2 separate regions of the Homo sapiens genome follow, and region 2 is linked to region 1. A link is a loop called in an ENCODE intact Hi-C map of the cell type or tissue named here. Cell type or tissue: heart left ventricle. All regions are shown on one strand. Links, peaks and the distances in the headings refer to the core of each region. The heading gives the core; the rest is flanking DNA. Region 1 has its middle 25 kb from the start of BMPR1B-DT. Region 2 holds the start of HPGDS (hematopoietic prostaglandin D synthase).

Region 1 (17,043 bases), core at 3,688-11,687:
GGATCAGAGATATTTTTGCCTCTAAAATGTCACTGTCTTTTCTTAGTTGTCAACCTGGACTTTATATCAGGACAGAGAACGGTGTAAGAAAAAGCTTTAAAGTGGGCCAAGAGTTTTGCTAAAATCAATTTCTGTTAAAGTGCTTTCTCATTTATCACCTCTGAAAGGACATTTAACAAAGGCCTTCTGATGTAACTTTTGTCAGAGTACCAGGTAAACTGCGGATTAAACATTAGCTTAGTCTAGAGACGGAGTCTTGGAGAGGGAGGAGCAGTTTTCAAACTTTAATAGATGTGAGGAAATGAATTTATTTTGTTAAGTAGTGAGCTTCTTTTCCTAAAATAAAAATCTGTCACTTGGAGCTTAACAGTTTCATGTCCAGGGTGAGAATTAGAGTGTGAAGCATGATCCAGGGTATTAAGATAGTTAAAGGCTAAAAAAATAGATGGGTGGATCACTGGAAATATCCTTTCCAATGCAATAGTATAAAAAGTTTTATGTGTACTATGAATCTGGAATATTTGGATCTTGTGGGAAAAGTTGACTTTGTTGGCAGAGTATCCTGGTTTTTTTCTTCTTGTTTTTATGTTGTGTTGGTTTGTAGGACTGAAACTGAACTTGAAAGTGAAGTGGAGATTTTACATATGTGGACAGTAATACATTTCTGTGAGGCATTTTCAGAGGTTTAGTTGTATCCATGTAAGTGATCAAAGTCCAAGGGCAAAACAAGAAGATTTAAGAAGAGATGCCACCTGTATCAGATTATCTCAATACTTAAAGTTGTTTTGAGATACAAAGAATGTATCTGAATAAGACCCTCTGTTTTCAACCTTGGCAGTGACATTCTGTGGGTAGACCAAATTAGAGGTAGGCAGTATGTTGGAACACAAAAGAAAAGGCTATGCCTCCACCAAAACTGACTGCACCACCAATTTTATTGGAACTTTTTCTTTTTTAATACCACTTGGAATTTGGAAGGAAAGTAAGAAAATCTTTTCTGTTTTATCACTTATGCTGGATGTGGAGTCCCAAAAAAAGAGCACCCAAGGGGATTTTAGTATTTATTTCTGCTTACACGAGAATATGAATAGGGTAAGAAAACCTGTGGGGGTGTGTGTGTGTGTTTACCCCCAGAAGTGGCTGTTATTCATCATGAGGGAAGTGTTGGATGAGATGCTGCACAGAGGGAACTCTATGATTTTAGACAACACTTCCAGGTAAAATACATTGACTTTTATTTATTTTTTGAAAATGCTTTAAAAATATATATAGCATAGTACTGCGACATATTAGGTGCTCAGTAAATGCTTTTGAATAAATTACAGCCCAGCTTCCTTGGGGTCCCTCATCTGTTACACTAACAGCAGGAATTCACTCCTTTTTCCACCTGCAGGACCTTCCAGCCCTCTTAATGTCTCACCCAGCTATTTCTGGGAATTTGAAAGGAATGGCTTCTTTGTGCTAAAAAGTAGGTCCACCATGGTGATTACTCCAGCCCCCTTTTGATTTTTACTGATTAGAGACTGCATGAAGAGACCAACATGGCAATACTAATATCTCTGCTCAGGATGCAGTCTTCTGATTTGAACAGGGCTGCCAGGAGAGCTGTGTAGGACAATAGAGATTATGCCCTGTACAACCCCAGGGCTACCATTTCCTTACACTCCAACAGAATGGCACTCCCTAGAATTGTGCCACAAGGTGGCTATGCTTGCACACACAAATACACATGCCCTGGGTATCAAAAAATGGCATGATACTCTGTGGAGGCCACTATATACTGATGCTGTGTGTGTGTGTGTAGAAATGGGGAAAGTACCCTCTCCCTCTCCCCCCTGACTCCCTTGGACACCTGAGCACAGAAGTAGTATTGTTTGTGTCCTGTCCCTCCCCAGACAGCAACTTGACCATCTGGATACAGTCCCTCTATACATAAGACCCCATCAAATGTGCAGTGGAATCAAGAGTCGAGAAAAGTAGTTTGCTGTCTGCCTTCTCCTGACCCTAACTTCATGTGCCCATGAAGAGCTTTTGCTCAACTTTAAGTGACCTAACGTGTCTGTTTACTAGGCATGCCTGTTATGTTGGAGTTTCAGTTTGGGATCCAGCTGGGACCTTTGCTAGAAGTTGATTGAATGAGTAAATGAGTGAGTGAATGGGTTTTTGTATCCATACATGTATATTACTTTCTTTATTAAATAAACTTGTTTTGTGATGGGAAAAAAATAAAGCCTATTTGTGGTATTAGTTGCCATAGTGGAGTTTGAAGCTGAGCTTTTTCATCAATATCTGTTGGCAAGATAAGTTAGTTATTCGTATGTTTTCTGTTTATTTAGACTCTCTCTCTGCCTGATAATTACATGGAAAAGTTTGAGTTTGATAAACAATCCTCACAAAAGTTCCTAATAAACTGGCCATTGAATGGACAATAGGAGATAGCCCAAAGTGCTCTCTAGAGGAATGCTAATAATTTTCTGAGTTCTGCTTGGTTTGCTTTAAATGATAGAATACCTAAGGGTCCCTAGGGCATCTTTAACATAAGTAATTTACTTTTAATTTAAAACAAAACCCTGGTTACCCTTAAGCCACAGGGGGAATTGTTGTTTTCTAGTCAGGGGTGAAATCACAGTTCAATCACCCTGTTGTTTCTAAAAGCTGTAACCTCCTTAAGGGAAGTGTCAGAGCCTCCAGCCAGAGGCTGATCTGCATTCACACACCTACTCAGTACAAGGGCCTATGTCCCACATAGTCTCTGGATACAGATTATAGAGGACAAAATGGAATTTTGCTTTCTCAGGTAGTGTCTTTCTTTTTCTTTCTTTCCCTTCCTTTCTTTCTTCCTTTCTTCTTTTCTTTTCTCTTTCTTTCTTCTTTCTTTCTTTCTTCTTTCTTTTTCTCTTTCTTTGTTCTTTCTTCTCTCTTTCTCTTTTCTTTCTTCCTTTCTCTCTCTTTCTTTCTTTCTATCCTCTTTCTTTTCAAAAACAGAAACGTGGCTTACAAGTATGTAGTTTCTTTTTGAAGCACAGTGATTCTAACTACTCTCTACTACTTCTTATTATCTCCCAATTTACCATAGATACACAGATTAAATTGATTGAAATATTTTGAAAAGTACTTCTATGTTACTGATAGATAAAAGTCTAAATTCTTCAACCTGCTAAGAAGACCCTTCTCAACGTGGCCTTCACTTCCCTTTCCAACTGTTTTCTAACATCTCTGGCTCTATAGCCTACGTCCCAGACAACACAAACTTAATGTCATTGCCCATACATCGTGCTGATTCAGACAGGAGACAGGGATATACTGGGTAGAAGGGGGCAGTTCCCTGGCAAAGGCCCCACCCTCAAGCCTGGAAACCTGTGGCCCTAAATGGGAACAGGTATTCCTGTTTTCGTGTCCAAATGTCTTTTGGTCCACCACGCCCCCCTATCCTGCACCCATATAAACCGCAAACCGCAGGCTCCATAAGCAGATGAGCACACAAACAGAAGGGTAGAGGAGCAGAAGAGCAGCACAGCAGAGAAGGAGAGAAGAGAAGGAGTGTCCGAAAGTCAAGGGGAGTTTGGCTGGGGACGGTTAGAGAGGAGATGTGTTTGGGACAGCTTAACTCCAGGGGAAGATCATCTTCCCACTCATTCCCTTTCCAGCTCCGCATCCATCCGCTGAGAGCCACCTCCATCACCTTATAAAATCCCTGCATTCACCATCCTTTGAGTCTGTGTGTGACCTCATTCTTCCTGGACACCAGACAAGAACCTGGGTACCAAGAGGGCACTGAGCTGGTTAACTCTTAAGCTGTTTGCAGACAACAGAGCTAAAAGAGCACTGTGGCATGCCCACTGGGGCTTCTAGAGTCACAGGCACCCACCCCTAGATGCTACCTTGGGGCCGGAGCCCAAAAGCACTTGCCCGGCTTCCTGCACCTGCCTGTCGGTGTGCTCCCATCCTGTAAAGGATTTGAGCATTCAGCGGCCAAGCAGACAAGCCACACCCCTGTTGCACATCCTGTAAGGGGGGGTCAGGGAATGCTCCTGTTTCATCACAACACACTCTGTGACACTGTGCCTGCTATTCCTTCTCTTCTTCATGTAACACAGTCTTGTTCATCCTTAATAACTGGTGATCTTTAGGGTCATTTACAAATGGTCAGTTTCTCCTGCTTTCAGGCATTTGGTAAGATCGCTCTTTTCCCATCCCATTTTAAATTAGATGTGGTCATGTGACTTGCTTTTTCCAATATGTGGTGAGCAGATGTGCTGTATTCATCAGGCAGAAATTTCCTGGCAGAAGTTTCAAGGGCAAGGGTTGCCGAGTTCTCTCCCGCTGCTCCAGCTATCATGAAGTTACCTGTTGAGACGAAGTCTCTGTCACCAGGGGCTCCTAGTGACTGTACTGAGCAGTAGTTTCCTGCTAACTGGAATTGGATGTGTAACATGAGTGATGTGTAAAACTTGCGCATGTATTAAAGCAACGGATGCATTGGTGGTGTTTGTTACCATGGCATAACCTCACCTAACCTGACTGACAGAACAACACAACCAAATTCAAGTGTGACTTTATCTAGGAAGCCTGCTCCTAGATAACATCTTTCCCACAATGACCTGTTAATCACAATTTTCTTGGTGACTTCATAATGCTTTTTCCATAACTTCATTGTTACGCTTGCCACAGTGCTTAGGGATTTTGTTTACATGACTCTTTCCCCTATCATGCTTTGAACACCTCAAAAGAAAGACCAGATCTTAGATACCATACCCACCCTTTCTCATTTTTTGACACATTGGTTGGCACATGGTTGCTATTTAATGACTATTTTTAAATAAATGAGAAAAAGGACAATCAGGAAAGCCATTTTCCTTTTCTGATTAGAAAAGATTTTTTAACAGCTTAAAGAAGCTGTTAAAACAGAGAAAATAAGTTCATCAAGTTATCAGACCAACCCTTTTGTTATTGTTCATGTGAGGTAAAGAATGTATTAAAATTATTTTAATATCTGTTTTGTCCTGAAATAATTTCAAAGGATGATAGTTTGGTAGTCAATAATTTCATTGATAATGTAAAGATCATCACCCAAATCTCTCTCTTTTTTTTTTTTTTTTGAGATGTATTCTTGCTCTGTCGCCCAGGGCGGTGTGCAGTGGCACAATCTCAGCTCACTGCAACCTCCGCCTCCTGGGTTCAAGCAATTCGTGCCTGCCACCATGCCCGGCTAATTTTTGGATTTTTAGTAGAGAAAGGATTTCACCATGATGGCCAGGCTGGTCTCGAACTCCTGACCTCAAATGATTGACCTGCCTCGGCCTCCCAAAGTGCTGGGATTACAGGCATAAACCACCGTGCCCCGCCACCCAAATCTGTATGTTATAATTAAGTTACACCTTACTTCACTCACATTAAGTTAATCATTAGTATTGTGGTTTCTTATGGATCTTTAATTCATTCGGCAAATATTTATTGACTGTTGTGCTGCATCCAGTGTTGTGCTAGGCCCTGGGAATGTACAACTGAATAAAACACAATTCCTGACATCAGGGAGCTTATAGCTTAGTGGGGCAGAAATACAAACAGGTAATTATAATACAATGTGGCACAGGCAATGATTGAAGTACATGCAAGGTGTTATTTATGAACACAGAAGAGACATTAGTCCTGTCTGAAGAGTTTAAATCAGGAAGATAACATGATCACATTTACAATCCAGCTATTTTCTTCTGGTTGTTAGGTTACTGTTTTCTGTATGACGTGCAATGGTTATAGAATGGAGAGATGATGGCAAAATCAGAAGGTCTTACTGATTGCGTTGATGTGGGAGTAAGAGTTGGGAGGAAACAAAGATGATACCCAGGGTGCTAACTTGCATGATTGAGTATATGAGAATGGCACAGATTAAGACAACAGAAATATAAATAGATTTATGTAAAAGTTAACAAAATGAGGTGGACAGGTTCAGTCTGATGTATGGGTGAGGTTTTCAGATTCTATATCCTTCAGAAAATTGAAAATACACATCTAAAGTTTAAGAAGATAATGATGCTGGAGATATGGATTTGGGGTTACTAACAGACAGCTGATACCTTGAGAAACTAGCATGTAATGAGTGGCAAAGGAAACAGGAGAAATTCAGACATATTAGAGCTGTGGTTCTTATCAGGATAGGTACTTCCTCAAAGGGGGGCATTTTTGGTTATCACAATGATTGGAAGTACTATTGGCATTTAGTATCCTTCAATGAAAAAACATTTCCATACAATTAAGAATTAATTAACATTGCACGTCTTTTGAATCTCCTGCTGGACAGTAGGTAAAAATCTGTTTATAATTAACTGAATGTGGAAGCTTACTCTATTTTATATGTAAACAGAGGATTTTATTTTCAAGGTTTCAATATACATTGATTTTTTTTCCAGTAATGTAAGTACCTGATAAATAATTGCACTTTCTTTTTTTTTTTGAGACGGAGTCTCAGTCTGTCACCCAGGCTGGAGTGCGGTGGTGTGATTTTGGCTTACTACAACCTCTGCCTGCTGGGTTCAAGTGATTGTCCTGCTTCAGCCTCCCAAGCAGCTGGAATTACAGGTGCCTGGCACCATGCCCAGCTAATTTTTGTATTTTTAGTAGAGACGGAGTTTCACCACGTTGTCCAGGCTGGTCTCGAACTCCTGACCTCAAGCTATCTACCCGTCTTGGCCACCCAAAGTACTGAGAATACAAGCATGAGCTACTGCGCCTGGCCATAATTGCACTTTTAATGTTTGAAACTTTACCAAGAGCTAATCACCATTTTGAAAAACCATATAATTGATAATATCCTTGGTATTTGAGTAACTCAACTATGTATCAATCTATATTGTAATTATCACAATTGATAGGTTCAAAGATATAGGTTCAATAACCTTAAAGATATAGGTTCAAAAAATCTGATTACAATACTTACTTATGTCTTTCAGTGTAGTTAAATCAAAGTATTTGCATGTCAAGATATGTACTAATTTTACAAATTACCTTATTTTCTTCATATTGGTTAAAACACTTTATTGTGTATTTTTAAACATATGTAATGTGAAGATACATTACTAGTTACCATAGGATCCTAAATGGGGCATCACAGGATGTAGAGTATAAAGAAGGAGTATGGTGACACACAGAGTGGATAAGCTGTCTCCAAAATCTTAAAAGGACTAAAAGCATTGTCCTTCTTTCTTAGGTGTGGCAGATATGAGATGCAATAATTTGTCCTTTATTTTTGAGGGGATAGCCTTATATGTCCTTAAAAAAAAGTCACTGTAAACTTTAAGCTCCTGAACCTTCAACCTTCATAAGGATTATTTCCCATCATCTGGAATGTATTTATCTTTTTTCTTTTTTTTTTTTTTTTTTGAGAAGACAGTCTTGTTCTGTTGCCCAGGCTGAAGTGCAATGGTGCAATATCAGCTCACTGCAACCTCCGCCTCCCAGGTTCAAGCAATTATCCTGCCTCAGCCTCCCAAGTAGTTGGGATTGCAGGCGCACACCACCACACCCAGCTAATTTTTGTATTTTTAGTAGAGATGGGGTTTCACCATGTTGGTCAGGCTGGTCTTGAACTCCTGATTCAAGTGATCCACCTGTCTTGGCCTTTCAAAGTGTTGGTATCACAGGCGTGAGCCACTGTGACAGGCCAGAGTGTATTTATCTTGCTAGGTAGAGACTTCTGCAACATCCTTAAGAAAGATTATAAGGGCCAGCCTTCAACTAGTCTTCAACAGAGAGGAGTGGGCCACTTCTTCAGGCTCAAAGGGTTCAGCAGACTCAGATTTCAGAGTTCTTGATTGCATTGACCCAGATGTTCTTAAGTCCCAGGTCCTTTCCAATCAAGGTGTGATAATCAAATCAGATTTGAGAGTACAAACTTCTGGACTTCACCCCCTTTCTAATTAAGTCTAATGTTTGATGCTTAGCTTTTTCTGCCCTCTAGCTGCAGAAGATGAACCTCTTTATACGCAGCCAAGGACAGTCTATAACTTGCACTTCTTAAGTTGGTGATTAATCACCATTGTCTTCATTGTCTTTTTTCTAATGCATCAATAATACCCAGCAACAGACATCTAATTCCATGGTCCTTAAAAGCACCACTTCCTCCATGCTTCTCAAATGCCTGAGACAATAGTATCCTTCAGAGCGTTCCTTTCCACCGGTATCCTATACTCCTTAACCTCTCATGAACAATTGAACTGCTACAGCTGCCAGGAGCTTTTGATACTCCGTCTGCTGAGCCCCTTCCAAAGCCCCACTGCAGAGCTGCCTCCTAAGAATACTTCCAGTACCAAGTCCTAGGTTGGGTTTCCTGGAAACAGATGCTGAGATGGAGGTTTGCATGTAGCAGGATTATTGATTCATGCTCCTGGAGCAGCACTTGTAAGGGAGTAAGAAAAGCATGATTGGGAAGAGGAATCAGTGGCAACAGAGACCTCTGCTGATCCCACAGAGAGCTCTGCAAGTGGGATGGCCCTTCAGAGGTGTCCTGAGTTAAAGCAGGAGAGCCTGGAGACTCAAACTCACATAAAATGGTGATTAGATATAAGCAGTCCCTGAGGATGGGACATAACCTTGGGTGAGGCAGCTACCTTTGACCAAAAATAATTCCCAGAGAGGGATGCAGTTGTGAGCCATAAACAGTCAAATTATTATTAAATTATAACCCCAGAACAGGGGAGGGGAAAGGAAGGATAGGTGCCTTGGGCCGAAGAGGGTGATCTGGGTGTGCTCCACAGCATCACTACAGTTAGGAATTTTAGAGGTACTGGGGGAGGGGATGAGAGAACAGGATTTCAAGGAAGAAGGAAAGATGAACAGACTCATGTCCCTCCTGCCCGCTTATCATTGCCACTTTCTAATTCAACCAAGATGTGGAAAAAGCATGAGCTTTGGAGTCTCACACACATGTGTTCATATTACAGTCTGAAACTTGCTAGCTGTGAGATGCTAGACACTGGTCTAGCATAAGAACTCATTAACAATGGTCATGACCATTTATGGAGTTCTTACTATATACTGGGTGCCTTCCTCAGTGCTTCACATGTACAAGCTCATTTACCTGTACTAATCCTATGAGGGAAGTATTATTACGTTTCATGTGAGGAAACTGGGCACAAAGATGTTTGAGGCCGGGCATAGTGGCTCAGGCCTGTAATCCCAGCAGTTTGGGAGGCTGAGGCGGGTGGATTGCTTGAGGCTAGGAGTTTGAGACCAGCCTGGCCAACATGGTGAAACCCCATCTCTACTAAAAATACAAACATTAGACGGGTGTGATGGTGTGCACCTGTAGTCTCAGCTACTGGGGACACTGAGGCAGAAGAATGGTTCGAACCCAGGAGGTGGAGGTTACAGTGAGCTGAGATCACGCCACTACACTCCAGCCTGGGCAACAGAGCAAGAATATGTTGCAAAAACAAACAAACAACAAAAAACCAAAGATGTTTAATACTTTGCCCAAGATTTCAAAGCCAGTAAGTGGCAGAGTTGGGGATTGGAGCCCACAAGTCATCTTCACAGCCTTAGCCTTTAACTATTTTTTTGCAGTGCCTTGTTCTCCTTACATAAAATATTTTGTTATAAGAACTCACGTGTGTAGTGTGCTTGCCACAAAGTAGGTACCTGATAAATGCAAATTTCCTTGTAGTTTCCTCTTGGATGGATTTCTGGAATTATCTAGTCTACACTGATCTTCTGGCCCTGGTTCTGGAAGGGTTCCCATCATCCCTCCCCCAGCAGGGCTTTCTAAGTGCTTTGACATGTATGAGCAGTTGAGACCAGAGTTTAGATGCTTCATTCATGCCTGGTATTCATATTGCCTATGTTGTTGCAAAATAGATGCTCTAAACATTTACAAAATAAACGAAAGAATAGAAAATGGATATTTTTTAAAGGTAGTTCCTAGAAATGTTCTATTGCAAGATTGTGGTGGTGGTTAAACTACTATGTGCATTTGTCAAAACTGATTGCATTATGCACTTCAATGGGTACATTTTATTATATGTAAATTATTCTTCAATGAAGCTAATTTAAAAATAGTTTTAACTCTTAGAGTAATGAAAAAGAAGCTCCCCATGATACATTTTACCACATGGGATGCTGGGAAGAGTTTTCTGCCACTAGAAAGGGAATCTAGTGGTACAATTAGGTCAGCCACTGCAGAAAGATTAAGTTTCTGGTTCAACCAAGATAATGTAACAACTTGGGCTCAGTGTTTCTTTAATTGATTTACTGTTTCCTCTCTGCTGCTTCTGTTATTCTGAGACTACTTTGAGTAAGTTTTAATTTTAATTTTAAACATGACTTACTAAATTTTCTAGGAAATTGAACCTCAATAGTGCTGTCATATTGACCATATCCATAAAACACAATGGACAGGAAACAGCATATTGCTTTACAGTTCCAAATAGGCACATACAGTAATCTCAATCAGCCATGTTCACACAGGCAGAAATTCCACATGAACGATAAGAATCTGGAATGAGAATTCTTCAGATGCTATTACTTTTTTATTTTCTGAAGGTTGAGAGAATAAATTTGTATGTTTATTTTCTTAAATTGTCAAGCCCTAAAAATTAACTTCATATGTGTTATGGTTATGAATAACATCACTGAAAGTCATGTCATTCAGTTTGGAAATACAAATTAATATCTAGTCAAAAGAATCAACTGTGAGAATAAATCTTGAAAGTATTGTTCAAGAGCAACTTACCGTAGTTTTCTAGAGCATAAATTCCTTCTGGTTTTTGGTGTCATGCTAATAAAGATAAGATAATAGGATATGTTGGGTTTTAAAAATATTTATAGTAATAGGGTTATAGATATAATTTTGTTAACATTATATAGGGTGAAAAAAGATGTATCATGTTTTACTGAATTCCTGGTTTTTTGGTATTGCTCATGTTTTTTTTTTTTTTTTTTTTTTTTTCCTGAGACGGAGTCTCGCTCTGTCCCCCAGGCTGGAGTGTGGTGGTGCAATCTTGGCTCACGGCATCCTCCTCCGCCTCCTGGATTCAAGCAATGCTCCTGCCTCAGCCTCCCGAGTAGCTGGGATTACAGGTGCCCGCCTCCACACCCAGCTAATTTTTGTATTTTTAGTAGAGACAGGGTTTTACTATGTTGGCCAGATCCTGATCTTGTGATCTGCCCACCTCGGCCTCCCAAAGTGCTGGGATTACAGGCGTGAGCCACCGCGCCCAGCTGTTTTTGTTTGTTTTTAAGCAACAGAACTATAAGTTTTTAATCTTTGTTTTCCCAGCCTTATTACAGTGGTAACATTCAATTAATACCCGCTTACTAACTGACGTGAACAAAAGAAGCCGTCACGTGTTACTTCAAGAATAGCTATTGGGCACACTGAAGGCCACAGAGGCAGCTCTTCCCAATGTAGACAACAGGTTATTGCTGGGAGAGGCTTTAGAAATCTCAGTCTATTAACAAGTACAGTTAATAGAAAACAAAACTAAGGTCCAGTGAGGTTGTGGTGATTAGTTCAAGGTTATCTAGCAGAACCAGATCTAGAATTTAGGACTCCTGTGTTCTAGTTCATTTCTCTTTCAACTACCTGATACTGGCCCCATGTATTTTTAATCATCAGATAAGCATTCACTCATTCTATTGTAAACAAATACCTATTGCACTCCTACTAATGTCAGATGCTATCCTAAACATTGAGGATAAAATACCAAACAGTACACATGCCTTACTTTGTGAAGCTTAGACTTGAGTAGGAGATGCAAATATAAATATGCAAATAGAGCATTACTAAATTTCACTTTATTATGAGAATAATTACAGCAAATTTTAAAAATAACTTATTCTGTTAATTACTTCACATTGCAAGCACTATGCTAATAGTCATATAACCTTATTTGGTGCTCACCAAAACTCTCTGCGTATTTATAATTATTTCCATATATATGGAAATATATATTTCCATATATAAGGTTTCTGAGGTTGAGTAAATTGCCAGGGCCACTGGGTTCTTTCAATGTTCTGCCCAGAGGGTATAGACTGCAGGGCCAGCATTAGAAACCTAGGTGGGAGAAGGAGGCTGGAGTCCTGGCATTCAGAACACGAACATTCACTTTAGTCCCTGACACCAAATGTGCTGTGCCCCCAGTCCAGAGACCCTGTGTTTTTGTCCTCTCTACAGAATAAACTTTATTTTTGTTTTCCATGATGATAAGGAAGGAATTCACCTAGATCAGATGGAACCAGAGTCTCGCTCTGCTGCCCAGGCTGGAGTGCAGTGTCGTGATCTCAGCTCACTGCAGCCTCAGTCTTCCTGGTTCACGCCATTCTCCTGCCTCAGCCTCCAGAGTAGCTGGGACTACAGATGCCCGCCACCATGCCCGGCTAATTTTTTTGTATTTTTAGTAGGGACAGGGTTTCACCGTGTTAGCCAGGATGGTCTCCATCTCCTGACCTCGTGATCCGCCCGCCTTGGCCTCCCAAAGTGCTGGGATTACAGGCATGAGCCACAGTGCCCGGCCTGAAACAGACTTTCAAACAGTCGACATTACCTTGGCCCTGCTTCCTTCACCCAACTGAAGAGATAATAGTAGGTATATGATAATTGTGATCTTTTTTTTTTTCCATTGCATGTAAATGTTTGGGTATGTCTAATTATTTTTAATGATTATTACTAGAAATTGACAATGTAATATTCATAACTATAACATATAATATTAGTAGAAATAGAATTGCCGGACTAAGAAGGCATGAACATTTTCAAGGTTATTCATATGGATCACCAAAATATTCTCCCAAAAGTTTGTACAAATTTATATATCAATCTGTTTTTATGATGCTGCTGTCTTCATGCCCTCAACAATGTTGGATATTCATAGCATTATTACTGGATAATTAGGATGTATGTATGTTATCTTATTTATTGTTTATAATTACATATTCAGTATATGTATTTTTATTGAAGAGGTTGTATGGTGTGGTAGGTGAGAGTTGGTTTTGGGGCCAGGCGTGGTGGCTCATGCCTATAATCCCAGCACTTTGGGATGCCAAGGTAGGTGAATCCCTTGAGCTCAGTAGTTCAAGACCAGCCTGGGCAACATGGCGAAACCCTGTCTCTACAAAAATTAGCTGGGCCTGGTGGTGCACGTCTGTGGTCCCACCTACTCGGGAGGCCAAAGAATCGCTGGAACCCTGATGGCAGAAGTTGCAGTGAGCTGATATTGTACCACTGCACTCGAGCCTGGGTGACAGAGTGAGACCCACCCCCGAAAAAAAAAAAAGCTGGTTTTGGGACTGCACTGCCTGGGTTCCATCTGCTCCTCACACTGATGAGCTCTGTCCCTATACCCCAGTTTTCTCATCTGCAAAGAGGTAGAACCCACCTATTAGGATTGTTGGGAGGGTTAAACAAACAAGTCAACACATCTAAAACTTTTAGGAAAAGACTGGCACACAGTAGACACTGAATGTATGTTAGCAATTAATATTATTAAAAGTTTTATGGCAGGAGGCCGGGCGCGGTGGCTCACGCCTGTAATCCCAGCACTTGGGGACGCCTAGGCGGGTGGATCACGAGGTCAGGAGATCGAGACCATTCTGGCTAACATGGTGAAACCCCGTCTCTACTAAAAATACAAAGAATCTTAGCCGGACTTGGGGGCGGGCGCCTGTAGTCCCAGCTACTCAGGAGGCTGAGGCAGGAGAACGGCGTGAACCTGGGAGGCGGAGCTTGCAGTGAGAGGAGATCGCGCCACTGCACTCCAGCCTGGGCGACAGAGCGAGACTCCGTCTCAAAAAAAAAAAGTTGTATGGCAGGTAAAATATCTCATCTTAATTTGATTACTAAGTGAGAATGTTCTCTTTTCATATGCCTAGTGGCCAACTGTATTTCTTCATTTTTGAATTGCTTTCTCATAATATACGCCTTTAAAAAATAAACATGATGATGTTCTCTGAATTGATACCTAAGAGCTCATTAAACCTAAGTCCTATAATTTTGCAATATGTTTTCCTTTTGTGACCACTTTTCATGAACCTCTTGAATTTGGCTCTGAATATCTTCCAGTAACTTTATGGTATCAATCTTGGCAATCCTTCAGTGACCACTCTACACTTCCAAGTGCTTCCCAAGAAGGCAGAGGGTAACAGCCACCACTCATTTGCAGTAGTACTGCCTGTGTACCCCAAGTTGCTGTTACTCCGTAGCAATAATCTCAGCCCTTCTGTCACCTGTGCACTTACATAGCATTACATTTTAAATTTTAAATTGTTATAAGAATTTTTGTTAACATCATTTTTTGGTTAAATTTTTCATGATTATCTGAGTAAACTTCGAAAGGCATAAACAGGAAAACTCAGCATATATATCTTTTATTCAGACACAGTAACAGTTTATATGTTAGACATTTCTTCTGGTCTTTCTCATATTTCTTCAATTTAATAGCAGATAAAATGTGAAAAACATTTTTTTCTCAAAACATTATGTAATATGCATACTGTACATCATTTCAAATAATTTATTATTGTCATTTTAACAGCAGCATATGATTCTATTATCTAACTGTACCTTTTCTATTCTCCTGATGATTATTTTGGCCATCTGCAGCTTTGTAATGAACAACACTGTAATAATAAACTTGCTCATAAATTTTTTTTTTTTTTTGAGATAGAGTCTCGCTCTGTCGCCCAGGCTGGAGTGCAGTGGCGTAATCTCGGCTCACTGCAAGCTCCGCCTCCTGGGTTCACGCCATTCTCCCGCCTTAGCCTCCCGAGCAGCTGGGACTACAGGCATCCGCCACCATGCCCAGCTAATTTTTTGTATTTTTAGTAGAGACGGGGTTTCACCGTGTTAGCCAGGATGGTCTTGATCTGCCTGCCTCAGCCTCCCAAAGTGCTGGGATTACAGGCGTGAGCCACCATGCCTGGCCAATAAATCTTGTCTTTTAGTTTGGATATCTTTAAAATAAACATTTCAATGTATGGACACTTAATTTTTAGGTAGTCAAATATATGCTTTTGTTCACATTTTCTTGAAGATATCATTAATTATTCTGAGGTCATATGTGCTACTCAGGTCTCACCAACTAGACCATACATTTCTTTTTTTTTTTTTTTTTTTTTTGAGACAGCATTTCGCTCTTGATGCCTGGGCTGGAGTGCAATGGTGTGATCTTGGCTTGCTGCAACCTCTGCCTCCCAGGTTCAAGTGATTCTCCTGCCTCAGCCTCCTGAGTAGCTGGGATTACGGCACCCAGCTAATTTTTGTATTTTTAGTAGAGACGGGTTTTCACCATGTTGACCAGGATGGTCTGTATCTCTTGACCTCGTGCCCACCCTGGCCTCCCAAAGTGCTAGGATTACAGGCTTGAGCCACCGCACCCAGCCTTTCACCATGTTTTGACTAGCACATGGCCCTCACGAGAAGCCAGCCAGATGTGGTGCTATGCTCTTGAACTTCCCAGCTTACAGAATTGTGAGCTAAATAAACCTTATTTTTAAAAAAACAAATTACTAAATCTCAGATATTCTTTTGTAGCAACACAAAATGGACTAGGACAGAATTATAGCTATGCATGATGCCTGCTGGATTACCTGATCTAGGATTCTTTCAGAGATTTAATCTTTTTAGGCTGTGCCTGACTCTTTCCAAAAAGATGTGACAATTCTCCTGTGTCCAGCCACTTTGCTGTCTCTAATACATGTGAATGTCCTGTGAATTAGGCAAAGCCTGTCATTTTTCTGCTTAAAGGGCAAGGATTTCCTTCAGGAGGATAGTCAATCTGGGATATAGATAATCTTTCTAGAGAAGCTAAAAGTTTCCTCCCTTTTTTCACCAAGAAAATGCTGGGGATATTTGACAGACTGTGTTCAAACTCATCATGGTCTGTATGATACCCGTTCTTTGAAATGCATTAATATTTGCATTACACAGCAGGATGTTGTCAGTGTTCTCTGGGTACTTGAAAATAATGTATATGCTACGTTTGTTGAGTGCCAATCTCCACATAATTTGAATAATCATGAATTCACGTTCAATTCCTTGCCTTTTTTTTTTTTTTTTTTTTGGAGATGGAGTTTCGCTGTTGTTTGTTGCCCAGGCTGGAGTCTGGAGTGCAATGGCGAGATCTCGGCTCACTGAAACATCTGCCTCTGGGGTTCAAGTGATTCTCCTGCCTCAGCCTCCTGAGTAGCTGAGATTACAGGTGTGAGCCACCATGCCCAGCTAATTTTTCTGTTTTTTAGTAGAGATGGGGTTTCACTATGTTGGCCAGGCTGGTCTCGAACTCCTGACCTCAGGTGATCCACCTGCCTTGGCCTCCCACAGTGTTGGGATTACAGGCGTGAGCCACTGCACCCAGCTAATGCCTTTTTCTTGTTGAAAATATATTTACTTTATAAGTATAATGGATTAAGAGATAGGTGAACATTTCATGCCTCATCTCCAGACTCAACTGTTCAGTACATGTAACTTCCTGTTTATCATCTCCAATTAGATGTCTCATGGATACCCTGGGCTCATCATATCTAAAACTAAGTTTCATCACTTTCTTTCTTTTTTTTTTTTTTTTTGAGACAGAGTCTTGCTCTGGCGCCCAGGCTGGAGTGCAGTGGCATGATCTCTGCTCACTGCAAGCTCCGCTTCCTGGGTTCACGCCATTCTCCTGCCTCAGCCTCCCAAGTAGCTGGGACTACAGGTGCGCACCACCACGCCTGGCTAATATTTTGTATTTTTAGTAGAGACAGCGTTTCACAGTGTTAGCCAGGATGGTCTCAATCTCCTGACCTCATGTCCGCCCACTTCAGCCTCCCAAAGTGCTGGGATTAGAGGCCTGAGCCACTGCGCCAGACCAGTTTCATCACTTTCATACCAAACAAGTTCTGTTTCCATTTTTACTGTTTCAGAAAATTGCACCATGATCCATCCACTTTCTTAAATTAGAAGCCTGAAAATAATCCTTCATGTCTCTTTTTCCTCCATTCCCCATACTTAATTTACCAAGCTCTGTCATTTCTAGTTTCTCAAAGATTCTTGAATCTGTCCCCCGATCTTCAATCCCA
Region 2 (17,043 bases), core at 4,274-12,273, 390 kb before region 1:
ACAATGGAACTGTTTTCCAGGTTACTTAGAAATGTTGAGCTTAGAAATAAATAGTGGAAAAGGTCTAAGAGCACGAAAATAGTAAATAAAAAACATAATAATTAAGAGATTATTCTTATCCAGGAAAAGCATGATAGTTATAATTCCTGGACGTATTTGTTTTAAATATCAAAACAATTTTTAAAAGCCTACAGAGTGGAAAAAGTTTGATTATTAGTTGTGGTTTCTATTTGGTGTTTCGTTTTGTTTCGTTTTGTTTCGTTTTGTTTTGTTGCAGCACAGTCTCACTCTGTCCCCCAGTCTGGAGTGCAGTGGCTCAATCTGGGCTCACTGCAACCTCCGCCTCCTGGATTCAAGCAATTCTCCTGCCTCAGCCTCCTGAGTAGCTGGGATTACAGGCATGCACCATCATGCCTGGCTAATTTTTCTATTTCTAGTAGAGATGGGGTTTCACTTATGTTGGCCAGACTGGTCTCAGATTGGTCTCCCAACCTCAGGTAATCCACCCCCCTTGGCCTCCCAAAGTGCTGGGATTACAGGCGTGAGCCACTGTGCCCAGCCTGCAGCTTCTATTTGAAAAGCATTCTATATAAAACTTTTTATTGGTTTTGTTGGCATAGTCAATGTTTCCACAGCATGAAGAAATTATATTTTCTCCCTTTAATATTAAAAGTTATTAGCATTACGTGGGGCACCATGGCTCACGCCTGTAATCCTAGCACTTTGGGAGGCCAATGCAGGCAGATCACAAGGTCAGGAGTTTGAGACCAGCTTGGCCAACATGGTGAAACCCCGTCTCTACCAAAAATACAAAAATTAGCTGGGGGTGGTGGCGGGCGCCTGTAATCCCAGCTACTCAGGAGGCTGAGGCAGAAAAATCACTGAAACCCAGGAGGCAGAGGTTGCAGTGAGCCAAGATCCTGCCATTGCACTCCAGCCTGGGGGACAGGGCAAGACTCCATCTCGAAAAAAGAAAAAAAAGTTAACAGCATTAAAAGTTAAACATACAACCTTTTCTCATTCAGTCAATTACCACATAGATACCAGTGTCCACCTGTTGAATTCTGCATGAAAACAAAGTGATTGTTTTTTATTATTGTTAATTTTCAAAATCATGCTATTTTATATTGTATTTCACTCAAGTAAAGAAGACATTTAAAAATTCTCAGCATAGGTTGGTAGCTATCTATATTTCTCTGCAAAAATATCTTGAAGTCTAAGATTTGGCAGAGGCCCAATAGCAGCTAACAAATGCTTATCTTTCCTTTTAAAATATTCTTTCAACAGTTGTAACTCATTAATGAAGCTGTACTTTTTACATGACATTTCTGTAGTTATTTGCATAATTATATTTTCTGTTTGTCTCAGGAATACCAGATGTTATATCAGAACATCCATCTGTATAATAAACTACATTAAAAGAGAAAAATCAGGCCGGGTGCAGTGGCTCACGTCTGTAATCCCGGCACTTTGGGAGGCCGAGGCGGGCAGATCACTTGAGGTCAGGAGTTTGAGACCAGCCTGGCCAACATGGTGAAACCCCGTCTCTACAAAAAAATATACAAATTAGCTGGATGTGGTGGTGTGAGCCTGTAATTCCAGCTACTCAGGTGGCTAAGGCACGAGAATTGCTTGAACCTGGGAGGCAGAGGTTGCAGTGAGCCAAGACCGCGACACTTCACTCCAGCCTGGGCGACAGTGAGACACTCTCTCTCAAAAATAAGAAACAGAATTATCATGAAACATACTATCATCTCAATAGATACTAAATGCTTTTAAAAAGCATTTATAACATTATCACTCATTTGTGATCAAAATTCTTAGCAAAATGAAAAAACAAAATAAAATACCTCTTATCAAACTAGCAATAGAAGAATACTTCCTTAACCATATAAAGAGTCTCTACTAAAAACTTATAGCAAATATAATACATAATGGTGAATCAATAAAAGCATTTTCTTTAATGTCAGAAGTAACAAGAATCCCACTATAACATCTACTATTCAGCATAATGCTGGACAGCCTAGCTAATTCAATAATGTAAGACAACAATAAATAACATTTGTTAAGTAGTAGGAAGGGAGCGACACAGCATCCATTTGCTGTGTCCAAAATGATTGTCTATATTTAAACTTCGAGAGATTCTACAGATAAACTGGATCCTAGATTTCAAATGGAAATGCTAAGGACCAAAATAGCCAAGACAAAGAAAAAAAGAGAACAGGAGAGGAGGACCTGATGTACCAGATAGCAAGACTTAGATAAAAAGCCTTGTAATGCGGTATTTGCTCAGAGGTGCATTGTCTTAAAACAGAACCTCATATATAGGACAGACATGACATAGAGTGAGGACTAAATGGTTCTGAGACTGAAACTAGACTAAAATGGTTCTGAGACAATAGAGGGAAAATAAGCATAATTAGACCCCAACTTTCTATCAAACACAGAAATAACATCTAGGTTATCTTGGTATGATTTGACTAGCATAGCAAAACTGCAGTATCATTCTGGTCCCTTATTTCCTGTTAGCTTCATTTCTGAACCCTTCCACTGTCGTTGTGTTAAGAATCTCATGTAGAGAAAACTGCATGTTTCCTGAAATGATACAGAAGCCTGAAGTTTAAAAGCTGATTGTGTTTGAAGATATTTACATCTAAAGATCTTTGCATCTAAAATTAACCACTGGCTTCCTTACACCCCAAAGTATATCGTGTAAAGTTACTAATTCAGCAGATAGATAAAAAGCTCATTTAGAATTCTGTTTGAAAAATAACCTATACGGTTTATCAAAGAACACATAAACGACTAATAAATACCCTGGATAAAAACTTAGACATATAAACTCATATGAACATAGCTATCCACTGCAGAAGATTTAACTTTTAATATTAATATATGCATTAGGAAATAAGCTCTTTTATATGGGAAATAACAGTGTTTTTAAAGTACTATCTTGGGTACTTCCTTTCTTTCTCTTTCTTTCTTGTAGCTTTTTTTTACTTTATAGAATGCTTGTTATGGTTTGGCTATATCCCCACCAGAATCTCATCTTGAATTGTAGCTCCCATAATTCCCACTTGTCATGGGAGGGACCCGGTGGGAGATAATTGAATCATGGGGGCGGTTTCCCCCATACTGACTTCATGGTAGTAAATAAGTCTCACGAGATCTGATCATTTTATAAGGGATTTCCCCTTTAACTTGGCTCTGGTTCTGTCTTGCCTGCTGCCATGTAAGACATCCCTTCCTCTTCCGCTATGATGGTGAGGTCTCCCCAGCCATGTGGAACTGCAGTGCAGTGGCGCAATCTGGGCTCACTGAAATCTCCGCCTCCTGGGTTCAAGCGATTATCCTGCCTCAGTCTCCCAAGTAGCTAGGATTATAGGTGTGCGCCACCACATACAGCTAATTTTTGTATTTTATTTTTTAGTGGAGATGGGGTTTCACCATGTTGGCCAGGATGGTCTCGATCATCTGACCTTGTGATCCGCCTGCCTGGGCCTCCCAAAGTGCTGGGATTACAGGTGTGAGCCACTGTGCCTGGTCTAAACCTTTCTTTCTTTCTTTCTTTCTTTCTTTCTTTCTTTCTTTCTTTCTTTCTCTTTTTTTTTTTTTTTTTTTTTTTTTTTTTTTTTTTTTTTTTTTTTGAGACGGAGTCTCTCTCTGTCGCCCAGGCTGGAGTGCAGTGGCGTGATCTCCACTCACTGCAAGCTCCACCTCCCGGGTTCACGCCATTCTCCTGCCTCAGCTTCCCGAGTAGCTGGGACTACAGGCACGCGCCACCACGCCCAGCTAATTTTTTTGTATATTTAATAGAGATGGGGTTTCCCCGTGTTAGCCGGGGTGGTCTCGATCTCCTGACCTCGTGATCCGCCTGCCTCAGCCTCCCAAAGTGCTGGGTTTACAGGGGTGAGCCACCGGGCCCGGCCCGCCCCCCTCCCTTTTTTTTTTTTTTTTTTTTTTTTTGAGACGGAGTTTTACTCTTGTCGCCCAGCCTGGAGTGCAATGGCGTGATCTCGTCTCACCGCAGCCTCTGCCTCCCGGGTTCAAGCGATTCTCCTGCCGCAGCCACCAGAGTAGCTGGGATTACAGGCACCAACCACCACGCCCGGCAAATTTTTTTCTTTTTTTTTTTCTTTCTTTTTTTTTTTTTGAGACGGAGTCTTGCTCTGTCGCCCAGGCTGGAGTGCAGTGGCGCAATCTCGGCTCACTGCAGCATCCGCCTCCCGGGTTCAAGCGATTCTCCCTGCCTCAGCCTCCCCAGTAGCTGGGATTACAGACGCCCACCACCGCGCCCAGCTAATTTTTGTATTTTTAGTAGAGACGTGGTTTCGCCATGTTGGCCAGGACCTCCTAACCTCAGGTGATCCGCCAGCCTCGGCCTCCCAAAATGTTGGGATTACAGGCTGAGCCACCTCGCCCGGCCAAACTTTTTTTTCTTTATAAATTACCCAGTCTCAGGTATGTCTTAATCAGCAGCGTGAAAACTAACTAATACAATGCTGATTTATTTCATCTGATTAATTCAATCCCAGAGGCAATTTTAACATAATCATTGAAAAAATTACAAACTTTTATAATAAAACAATTTAACAATATATTATTCCGTATACTGCTGTAAAAGCACAGTAAAAAATAGTCTCAAAAATTCTAGTCTCTGTGCCAGAAAGATGACAACAATCCAATTTCAACTCTCTGACAACACAGGCTAATCAATATCCAATGCCTATACTAAACATCTTAATAAAGACTTCAGCCGAAATATTTTTAGTTCAAAAAAGAGAACTTTTGGAATAATTTTGTTAGATAGAAAACTTACAAATGAGGAATTAAGTATTGACCATTCTACAGTTCAATACAAAATGTTAGCCAACGTAAGCTCTTACTCTTAAATACGACACATCAAGAATTCAAACATATTTGGGCATTCCAGACACAGTTTTTTACATGCTTAGTAATTGCGCAATAATCTGAGTTAGAGATATAAAAACAAAGATTACTTGTGAATTTGCTATAGCTCTTCTTTGAGTTTAAGATGCAGATCTTAACTTGCCCAGTAATAAACTTATACAAAATGTAATGGCCTAGAGCATGTTTACACTCCTATTATATAGACCCTGGTGTTCTGAAATGTAAAAATTGGATTCAGACAGCAATCATGTGAGATACTATTGTTCACAGGGGAACTTCTTGCATATACTGACATTAAAACAGCTTTTTATTACCCCTAACATTTGATGGTAAAGAATGTTAATTTCCCTCATTTCACAGTGTCCCTGGGCATTTCAAGTTCAATTCTGGAAAAGTTGCCAGGTTGGAGTTAAATTATAGGACAATAGAGAAATAGAAGAATTGTTGTTGACTGAGTAAGATATTGATTTCAATCAAGCACTGGATGTTTAACTTTGAATTAGCAAGCTGAAAGCTCTATTTTTTTTTTTTTTATCAAATATCAACTAAATGTCATTTTAAGTGACTGTTTCACATTAAAGCCAAAGCAAGAGGAATAACTGAAATATCCTTTGGGAGCTGTGAGTTGAAATTCCTGGCCTGGGGTAAATCCCTTAAACCATCTCTGAAGCCAAAAGATGATAGGTTGCAATTCTTATCAAAACATGGAGATGCTTCAACAAAATGTGCCTTAAAATAATATAAAATATTACCAGTAAAAGTCTTAAACTTTAAAGCAAAGGAAAGAAATTGAACAGCCATGAGATAATATTCTCTACTCCATCAATCCAAGTTATTGAAGAATCACTTGGGAAAATTCTGGAAGTAGTAACAAACCCTGATTAAGACAGGATTTTTCCTCTAGCATTGATTATATTTTCTATGTTAAAATCCACTTGAAGAGATCTTCTTAAATCTCCTGTACCTATATTTCCTTAAAAATGACTATTTGAGTTTCACATATTCGCATATATGGAGAGGTTCTGGGTAAGACAAGGTCAGAGTGAGCACCATCATGAAAATAGCTCACAAGACAGTTAGTCACAAACAGGATATGAGAATAATAAAAACTCTGAAGTAAAGAGTAAAGCATATCTCATTTATTACCTATGTGGAGTTCAGTAATATGACTTACCTGTGTTATGTCTCTCGGGAGTCTGCAGTGTCTTGTATCCCTGGGTATGTGACTGTGCCTTGGGTTTATATGACGAGTAAGTGATAATCACGAGCCAGTGAGAGGACAGGCAACTTCCTTCTACCTAACGCTCTTCCTTCTTTTCTTAGATAAAACATGCATGCCAGGCAGTTCAAGCCTGCGAAGACTGCTGGTTATACAGGATATCTGGGTATAAATAAACCAACACATTTGTATACAAGGTAAAGTCAAAGTTATAGCTGCATATGTATGCCCACTGTTACATGTTCACTTATTTTCAGTTTTACACCATAGGCTCCTGGAGAATAAGAAAACCTGAATGTAATGAAATCATCTTTGCAGATGTGCACATGACTTGCTTCTCTATTTTAGAAACAGTCTCTCCTGTACCTGCTGTATGTTCCTTCGAGGCAGTGTCTAACAATGTGGTGTATTTAACTTGTTTGTTTTTGGTTTCTCCCAGTGGAATGTAAGCTCTGTAAAGGCAGGCACTTCACTGTCTTTTTCACTATTGTCTCCTCAGTTCTAAGAGGAGTGCCAGGCATGTCATGACCACTAATATACATCTGATGATAGAATAACCCTAATTTATAGTTCACGTTTTTGCAAGGACTGTAAATTTGCATTGTTGCTGGTTTATTTCATTTACTCTCATTTCTCAGAAAAGCCAAAGTGTTTAAAGTAAACCTGGTGTAGAAGTTTCCAATTCATCTTGTTTGTGATCCTTTTACAATTTAGTAACAAATGCCTGACATTTTAGAAATTTATTGTTTCACTTCTTAGTGCAGGAATTATTTTTATCTATAATATTAGGACAGCTCAGTGAAAAGATCCAATAAAATGCCTGCCTGGGCCTTACTGAGCCTGAGGATTATCCATGAAACATTTCAATGACCAGCTGGCTTTCAACTTCCAGAAAATTACTCCCACAGGCAACAATAGCAACATATCAATCATTTAATATTTCTTATTTCTAAAGTGCTTTTAATTTTGAAAAATATGTTTACATCCACTTAGTATAAACGTCAGAAATGAAAATAAATGTAAATACTAGTATGTAAAAAGAGAAGACGCAAGTGTAGCCCTTTACCCACCAAAAAAGGATACATGTGTGTCAAAATCAAGTGCAAATGGGATGGGAGTGGGAGCTATACAAAATTAACACAATGCATTTATTATCTTTGACAGCTTTAACTTATATTTTCAAAAAAATCTTTTTATCCTCACCTCAATGATTTTTAATCCCTATTTTTATAAATGAGGAAACTGAGACATAGGGAAATTAGGTAAATTGCCTGCGAATTTTTGTTGGGACAAGCTAGGATTAAAATCTAGGCCTTCTGATGACACATTTAATATTTTTCCTTACATAATGCTGCCTATATATAATACGAGACTGCTTCAGTTAAAAAAAAATCAAGTATACAAAAAATAACACTTTTCTCATTTTGTATTACAATTTTATCTTTTACGACCAGTTGTTTTGGCTGGAGGAAAGCAGAGTAACACATCAAGGATTGGGGAAGGAGCAGCCACTTGATCCTTGGTCACCGATCAACAGAGGCTGCTCTAGAGGCATCCATTGTCCTTGTGTGCATGGCCTCCACGCCAGGAGCTCTCTGCAGCTCCTGTAGCATTCTCATTTTGCTACCTTCTTGCCCCAGTGTGGTGGTTTCATCACAACGCTGCCTGAGATTCCACCTGCCCAGTACCCAACAGAGCCACTTCTTCTCTGTGGTCTTTCTACCTCCCTGGAGGCACAAGAGGGTCCCAGGAGAGGGTCCCAGATCTCCTCTACTCGGGAAGCACAGCTTTCCCATCCTCTTGTCTCTTCTCCCAGCCCAGGTGGGGGTGCTCTAACTCTCCTAGTCTTCTACCAGCTGTGGGCCTTTGGGCAGGTAACTTAATCTCTCTGTGCCTGAGCTCCTTCACCTTTAGATGGAGATTGATTCTACAATAAATATTTATTTGTTCCTAATCTTTGCCAGGTATTGTTCTGAACGCTAGAGATATAGCAGTAAATAAGGCTGGGCGCGGTGGCTCACTCCTGTAATCCCAGCACTTTGGGAGGCCGAGGCAGGTGGATCACAAGGTCAGGAGATGGAGACCATCCTGGTCAACATGGTGAAACTCCATCTCTACTAAAAATACAAAAATCAGCCAGGTGTGGTGGCCCACGCCTGTAATCCCAGCTACGCGGGAGTGTGAGGCAGGAGAATCGCTTGAACCCGGGAGGCAGAGATTGCAGTGAGCCGAGAGCGTGCCACTACACTCCAGCCTGGCGACAGAGCGAGACTCCATCTCAAAAATAAATAAGTAAATAAATAGAGATATAGCACTAAATAAAATCAGACAAAAACAAATCTTCATGGAGCATTCTAACAATATTAGTAATAACTCTCTCATAAGCTTTTACAGAATTAAATGAGTACACAGATATGTGCTTCAAAGTGTGCCTAATGCATAGTTAGGGATCCATGAGTGAGAGCAATTGTTAATATTATTAGCAGTTCACCTGAAGGGAAAATCGTTTCCCTTCAAGAATCTATGCTCAAGAATTCTTTCCTTTTCTGTGGTTGGGTTTGGGCACTAACAGCAGAAAGAGAAGTAGCTGTCAGGCAACTTTCATTTTTCACCCTGCTTCATCCTCTTCTGAGGAAATGAGCACGGAGCCAAGTGTCTACTGGAATAGGGAGGAGGAAAAGGGCAAGGGCAAAGTGAAAACCCCTCATGGATTGTTACCTCTCAGTTCCCTGCTCTCCAGGGCAGTGACTTCTTCATGCCACACACCCTTCAGGAGCATGTTGTGGATCCAGACTGGACTGCATGAGAAATACCCGTGAAAAAACGTGTCAAGTTGTATGATCATGTCCACACAGTCATTTAAAGGCCTATTATAATTTAATAAATATGTCTTCATTTTCTCTGGGGCTTCCTAGTTGGAAAACTTTTAATCCTGTGGTATTGAATTAGCAAATTCCTAACTGCTGTTAAAAATCCAACGTTAAATCATAGTCCATTTCTGTCCTTGTTTTCTTTATTTGCCCACCTGTGTAGTAATGTGACTATACAAGATAGTGATTAAAGAGTTTCATCCTGGAATCATGACCTCTTAGAGGAATCTCCACTCCATTATTTGCAAGCTCTGGGACTTTAGGCAGCTGCCTTAGTTTCCTTATCTGTAAAATGGTGATGATAAAAATCATTCTACTCAGAGTTGAAAGGATTCAATGAGTTTGTGCATTTAAGTCACTTAGTGCCTTGCTTAGCAAGCAGTTGCTCGATAAGTAATGGAAAAACACATACAATTTTTAAAACGTGGCCCACATATTTGTTCCTCTTTATTTATTTTTGTAAAAGAGAAGTGTTCAAACAAACCTATTTCTCCTTTTCTAGCTTGTCTGTTGATGGGGAAGGGGAGAAGTATCCAGGAGAAGCCCACAAAACTTCCTTTGCTCAGATTCTAGAGTGGTCTGGTTTACTTTTGTATATTTTATTTAATAAAACAGTTTTCCTTTTTATAGTTAGTTATTTGAAAAACTAAAAACATGTAAAAGTGACGTATTTAAACCTGGGGTTGAAAATACAGGAAATAAAGAATATGTTTTTCTGCTTCTAACCTACTTGAGTAATTGAAACATGCCTGCAAATATTTTAGTGTCTGTGTTTTCCCAGATTTCAATAATGATAATGCTATTATCTGAAGTCTGCCTCTTCAGATACTGTGAAGAATGATATGGTAATTATATCCAAGATTATGAGCAAATCTTTCACTACCTAGCCTTTTGGCTAAAAGAGGATTCCTATATGTAGGCAAATAATAGTAATAGAAATAGCTAAAATTCATTAAGTATTTCCTGTGGGCCAAGCATTGAACCAAGCACTTGTCTTGTATTACCTCATTGAATGCCTACAAAACAACATCACAAATAGTGCATGCACCCTTGAGTGTAATTGCATAACTGACTGGGCCTTGTCATGAAAGCATTTATAGATAGAAAATTTCTCAGACATTTGAATCTCATTCACAAGATTTTATGTTTTTTCTTCTGTCAAGAATGAAGAAAATAAGCATTAAGTTAATTTGTTTTTCAAGGTTTTTTCAGAATCAATTAATGTCACCTCTGTACCATTACAACTTGTGCTGTAGGAGGAAGGACTGTGCAGTAAGTCCCACCTTTGCCTGTGCCCTGTCCTGTGTTCCCCAAAAGAGTCATGTCTCCTCTCTGAACCTCAGTTCTTGGAAAAGAAAAGAGATGTCCTGGTGACCTCTGAAGTCACTTCCTACTCTATTATTTCATGACAGAATTTTCCCCCTGAAGACATTTCTCTGTCTTACATGATAATTGAATGAAAACTAAGTCCAAAAAGGCACAGAGCTCATGGGCTGAGAGTTACAGGTACACAAGTTACCTTTGTCCCCAAGTCTAGCAAGAAAGGCAAAATTCTCAGATCAAAGGAAGGCCACCCATTCTGATAATCCCAGGTCACAGGATGGACTTACTATTTATAGGTACTAAGAAAATGCAAACAAAAGTGTAATTTAGAGAGAATTTTTTTTTTTTTGGTGAGATTAAAGTGTCTTCCTAGCAGTTATCAAGAAGAGGCAACCAAAATATACCTATTAAAGGAATTTGTATATTTGGAATTTTCTTATATCTCAAAAACAGATTAATCTGAAGAGGTGTGTTTTCCTCATGAAGTCTAGAAAAAGGAAATTTTGGAGAATAAGAAGGTGTCAGAAAATTTCTAGGACTCCACAGAGGACTAATAATAGCAAACACGGACATTTGAGTTTATCGTGTACCTGGTACTCACTCAAGATTTTAATTTGCCAAGGTCTCAAACCTAGCAAGCAGAAGATCCAATATTTGAACCCAGTAGTCAGCCTTCAGAGTCTTTGCGATTAATTACTGCATGAGATTGACTCCAAAATATAGAATACTAGAGTGAAAGAAAAGAAACAAGTTACAATCATTTGCTGACATTTTCTCAGGATTATCCAACTTTCTTTGGCCTAACTGTAAGTATCAAGCAAATTTCAGACCTAAATTCTTTCTCCTAAGCAGGTTTTTGCTCACCATTTTATTCTGAAAGTTGGTTTTGCATCATTCTGAGCAAACTATCACAAAGACAGAAAACCAAACACTGCATGTTCTCACTCACAGATGGGAATTGAACAATGAGAACACTTGGACACAGAGCGGGGAACATCACACACTGGGGCCTGTCGTGGGGTGGGGGAATGGGGGAGGGATAGCATTAGGAGAAATACCTAATGTAAATGATGAGTTAATGGGTGCAGCACACCAACATGGCCCATGTATACCTATGTAACAAACCTGCACGTTGTGCACATGTACCCTAGAACTTAAAGTATAAAAAAAAAAGTTGGCTTTGCATGCCTTCGTATCAAACATACAGAATTTCTGGAAGAATACTTTCAGATTGGCCTGTGATACAAAGAAAGGAAGCTACCTACAAGAAAGAAAATCAAGAAATCTTGGTTTCTGATGACACAGCTCACATTTGCTGCCCTGTTCCTAGGGAAAGAATTCTACAGTGAAAGGAGAATTTTAAGAGATGACTGCAGTAATTAAATGAAGCTTCAATCCTTAACACAAACTTATACAAGAATATAAACAACATATTGCTATGTAAGGAAAGAAAAAACTGTTTTCATCTGAACCAACGTAGCAAGAAGATCCAGAAAACAATGAACAAAATTATGCTAAAAATATTTTTCTGGCCTCCAAGATACAATTTTACTACATATACTTTGGCTTTTCATAAAGTGAGCCATTGAGAGAGAAAATACCAGCTGCTTCTAAAACTCTAGGATCCAGTCCATGAAAGGCTAGAAATGATCTGTTTTCTAGCAGTACATACATTTTGTTGGTGTTAACAGTTAAATAACTCATGGGAAGCTGCAGGCCTCAATTACAATATATCATCAAAATTTAGAGACAAGATCCAGAATTGCCACTAGGTCTGCGATTTGGAAGAACTTATATAAATGGTAAAATTTGTCCCCTGTGGACACCAACCGAAAGATGATGTGTAAATTTGATTCTGAAAACTTGAATGTTTCCTAAATTTTAGCACAGACTCTATGACTCATGTAACAAATATCAGACACATGGTTTTGAGATGGCGGCATCTTTTGTTTAATGACTTTAGATGGATTTGACCATTTGGCTATTCCCTTTCTGGTTGCAGACATTTTATTAGGCCCAATTTGAAAAGACAGGCTTTCTTTTCTGCAAACAAATTCATATGAAACTGTATGTCACACTGACTTAGACTTCGTGCTAAAGTGCTGCTGTGTTTCTGTAAATGTTCAGAATAAAATCTTTGCCTTTTATATTATTTCTTTGGATGTAGTGGTAATCTCACATCAATTTTAAAATTTCTATTTGTTTCTGTTTTATAACAGCAGATTACAAATACGTATGCTCTGAACTACACCAAAATCTCTTTAGTTACACAGCTTAAGCAAGATGATATTCTGATACAGATTAGCTACCAAAGTGAAGTGGCTGTTCATGACTCATTTTTCCAGTCTTAGCAAATGGAAAGTATTACATTCTTTTCAAAACATCAAAGTCAAAGGCATCTTTTAACACCCCATGAATGTCAAAAAGTAAAGTTTGAGCTTAAGCTGATTGAGTATTTAGTTTTAGTTCTCATTCTTTGGATCATATTTACAAAGCCCTGTTTATTAACTCAAGGAATAAAATTACATAGCAATTTTCCTGGAAAATATGCTTTTTAAAAATAAATATTTAAAAATGTTCTGCTGTTATCTTAAGAGCTATATAATGGAAGTACACAAATTAAATATATGTATTGATCTCTGGAAACAAGTCACAAATCTTATATATTTTACTTGAAGTTTTAAAGATTTTTTTTCCTTTTGTATTATTCATATCAAGTTTAAGATTTTTTTTCTCTTTTGTATTATTTATATCAAGTTTAAATCCTATTATTTAAATTTCCAAACTTGCTCTTTTCAAGGCTTCTGGTTAAGCATGACATATTGACAATACATCTTAATCTCATTTCCCTCCCCAAGACCCATGAAAGGTCAGTAAAATTATACAAAAGGTATAGTCAACAAGGACAAAGAGAAAGGGTATAAAAGCATGTAAGAAACATTAAAAAAAAAAAAGAAAAAAGGCTGGGTGCGGTGGCTCATGCCTGTAATCCCAGCACTTTGGGAGGCCAAGGCGGGCAGATCACCTGAGGTCAGGAGTTCGAGAACAGCCTGGCCAACATGGTGAAATCCCGTCTCTATAAAAAATACAAAAACTAGCCGGGCATGGTAGCGAGCACCTGTAATCCCAGCTACCCAGGAGGCTGAGGCTGGAGAATCACTTGAACCCGGGAGGCGGAGATTTCAGTGAGCCAAGATCATACCACTGCACTCTGGCCTGGGCGACAGAGCTAGACTCCGTCAAAAAAAAAACAAAAAACCCTTTATCTGACAGGAAGCAAGTGGAGGAGTGGCAGTTGAATGGACTGCATAGTCAAAGTTATGAGCTAAGTTTAGGGGCAGACACACTGAGGGGAACAATGCCATCCCAAGCACCTTTGAAGGATCCATGAAATACCTGGCCCCCAAAATCCACATACGTGAATTTGATATTTGAGGTCAAAAATGAAAAGATTAGTTAAAAGTCAGCATAGAAAGCACTAGAACCTGCTTTCCCTACCTCTTCTCACCCGTTGCTGCCCACCAACAAATCCCTTGGTCTTAAAAAGAAAAGAAATAGGAGAATCTTTGGGAAGCAGAGAAAATACAGGTTCTGAGATAAAAATTAAAGTATCAGTCATTCATGCCATTTGAAAAACAGTGACTGTTGGCATCAGACCAAATTCCCATCAGACTCTACTCCAAAGCTCACTATAGAATGCATTCGCCTCTGGCTCGGATAATGAACCACGGAAGGTAAGAGAGGACTTCCAAGGTTTCTGTCAACTCGGATTTTTATAGACATTTCTACCTGCTGTTCCCAGTTCATTTTTGCTTGGAAAAAACTTTGCCAAAAAAAGATTTATAAGTTCTTCACAATCACAGTTGCAATAGGAATTGCAATTATTTTCATACTGAGAAAGTAAATGGAAAGCATTGTATGGATGAATAGAGTAGTCTAATTTTTGAAGATCTTCTTATTTGAGAACATTGCAGTGAATTCAAATATTTGGTGTGCTTATTTCATAGTCATGATTGCTGTGGGGATATTTAAGGCACACAGCAAATCTGTAATGCAGATATTATTAGACCCATTTTTACAGATGAAAACATTAAGGCTTAGAGTGATTAAGTAACTGATGCAGAGTCATACAACTGTGAAGTAGTGGTGGTATGAGTGATCAAACTCAGTTCTGTTAATTACAACTATCCCAAAATTCTTCACAAAGTTTTGGTTCACAACAATTCTGCACCAAGGGGAGATTCTCCAGGGTAAAGAAATAAGTGTCAAGGAAACTTCCCTACAAGTTTAGAACTTCTAGTTATATGAGTGTTTATTAGATTGATGAACTTGAAATTTAAAGGCTGGGAAAAATACTTTCAAATATTACTTTTTTTTCTAAAACTGCAAGTACACAAAATCAAATTTAGAAATACAAATGAAACTGAACAATGAGGGTCAAACTTATCAAGTGTTTCTTATCTTGTTTCCATTAGTCATTTTCTCTGACACTTTTTCTCTCTGCCTAATGTGGTCTGGACTCATCTGCCTGATAAAAGTTTTGCCCCGGTTAATATTTGGTCCAAGATGAATTAATATGATTTCTATTCATATAAATATTAGCTGAATATTTTTTGAATTCTGTGTCACCCTTTGTCAGGTAGCCCAAAGAGCAGTTTGCATATTCACATTTTGATTTTAAGTTCCCACTTTCTTTATATGTAACAGTCGGGCAGAATCACCCTCCGGGACAGTTGGCTGAGGTAGGGGTGGGGAATTGGGTAGAATGGGTAGAAGGATCAATTTGTGGGAAGATCTGGAAGGAAAAAAACCTTACAGCAAGTCTTTTGCCCATTTGCCATACCCAGCATTTTTAGGCAGGTTAAATAAAATGAAAAGTGTATCAAGAACAGCATTAAAGAGGAGAAAAGGTATGAACAGCAAAATCCTTTGAGGATACTGTACAAATGGGGTAGGGGCAGTGCCATCTGATCATCTCTTTATGCCTAAATCGGGGAGGGGTGAGCTCTTGAACGTGTTCCATCCTCAATAGTCTGTTAGCACCAATGCCAGCCTCCCCACCAAGTGCCTGCCCAGCTGGGAGGATCTTCACAATTCTGAGCCAGGGCTGACCATCCCAGTTCATTCTTTATTAGAAAGTGCCTGAAAACGCTCTGCATCAACTATGCTGCATTTGTTTTCTTCCCCTGCAGTTTCATAAGATCTGCTAAAGAAACTCCCGACAAAGTGTGCTAGGTCCAAAAGTTTACAATCTGTGTACAAAATGCTATAAAATTCAACCTTTTTAAAGGTCTACAATGAAACCCAGAGAACATGTTAAAATGAATTGCCTGATAACCTTCCTCTTTTCATTTTTTTCCAGCTTTATCTTTCTATCTCATATTCGCCTTCCTGTTTCCTGATAGTTTTTAACGTTTCACAGTAAAGACACATTTTAGTTCTGAAAAGGAATTTATTATGTTGGTGGTAAATCTGCTACTTTATTGGTAAGTTTAGTCTACTATGAACTACAAAATTTGTGATTATATGCAACAGATGAAATGATCGATTTAGCTCTGCCATGTATATAATGGTGATGTTCAGGTAAAAGCAAGAGAACAAAGAACTTTCCTCAATTTGGTCATTTTTTTCCCCAAGTAAATACCTTTGTACATAAGTCTTTGCACAATCACTTTTGTTGTCAATTCCTAGAAGAGGAATTGCTGAGTAATTGGCTATATGCATTTTAAAATGTTAATACCTATTGTCAGATTGATATCCAGAAAGATTGCACAAATTAATCTCTAGCCAATGAGCTGATGTTTATCATTCTATTATTTTCCAATCTTATGGGTTAAAAAGTGTCTCACAGTATTTTATATTGGCATTTCTTTGATTACAGATAAGACTGAACATCCCATGTTTCTTTATTTTTATGTGTATACTTTTGTGAATGTCCTGCTATTGCCGTGGAGTATTTTTTTCTATTGTGGTTTTCATCTTTTTTTCTTATAGATATTATAGGCAAGCCATAGAATATATATTCTATATATTTACCCATCCTTGCTGTGGATTCTCAGTAGGCAGAGTGTACTTTCTCATCATTTGGCTGGAAACTTGGCCATGTGATTTGCTGTGCCCAGAGTGTAATACTAGATGTGATGCAACCAGAGGCTTTAAATGTGCTTTCACAGTTTGGATTTTCCTCTTCCACTCCTGTGATGTGACATAAGAAGGGCATTCTTGTAAGAAGCCATCCCAGCTGCCCTGTAGACTTGTGAATGAGGACACTAAAATGTTTGTTGTTATAAGCCACTGAGAATTTGTTATGCAGCATTACGGCAGCAACATAATGCTGCGAAGTTTTTCTCTAAATATCAATGTGCTCCTGTCAACTTACAAAAAGAGGAGATATTTTAAAATACAAGAAAGAAAAAGAAAATAACGTAGAGAAAAAAATATACTGCTCTTTTTTCAGGGAAAGAGGTATACTAAGAACACTTTGCCCGCAAATAGTTGCTAAGGTTGGCAAGAGAAGTAGCAGCTTCCACCGTTATCAGCCAGTATAGCAGACTGTACTAGGAGGCAAAGTCAGAACAGCCATTTCTTCATGAAATATTTAATGGTCATTGTATTGGGTCAGGGTTCTCCAGAGAAACAGAACCAATAAATATAGAACCAACAGAACCAACGTGCATAGATATAAAAAGAGGTTTATTTTAAGGAATTGGTTTGCATGAC

The links. A loop is a pair of places that touch in the nucleus more often than their neighbours do. Peaks named below come from ENCODE experiments on the same cell type or tissue, not always from the same donor. Only the 100,000 strongest peaks of a DNase experiment are listed, where the experiment ranks them.
Region 2: a loop joins it to region 1, with 2.8 times the contacts of the local background. A loop is called at or near these places in 9 of 110 quality-filtered maps.

Annotation. Positions count from the first base shown.
Region 1 is chr4:94,724,027-94,741,069 of GRCh38, forward strand. No RefSeq gene overlaps it. Among named protein-coding and RNA genes, the nearest start is that of BMPR1B-DT, 25 kb to the right of the region's middle. In heart left ventricle, for the core only: a CTCF peak has its summit at 7,953; no DNase peak of the experiment used is centred there; H3K27me3 peaks cover 814 bases.
Region 2 is chr4:94,336,710-94,353,752 of GRCh38, forward strand. It overlaps HPGDS (hematopoietic prostaglandin D synthase), which reads right to left and starts at 6,127. Exons shown (of 6, transcript NM_014485.3): 1 at 6,086-6,127. In heart left ventricle, for the core only: no CTCF peak of the experiment used is centred there; no DNase peak of the experiment used is centred there; H3K4me3 peaks cover 868 bases.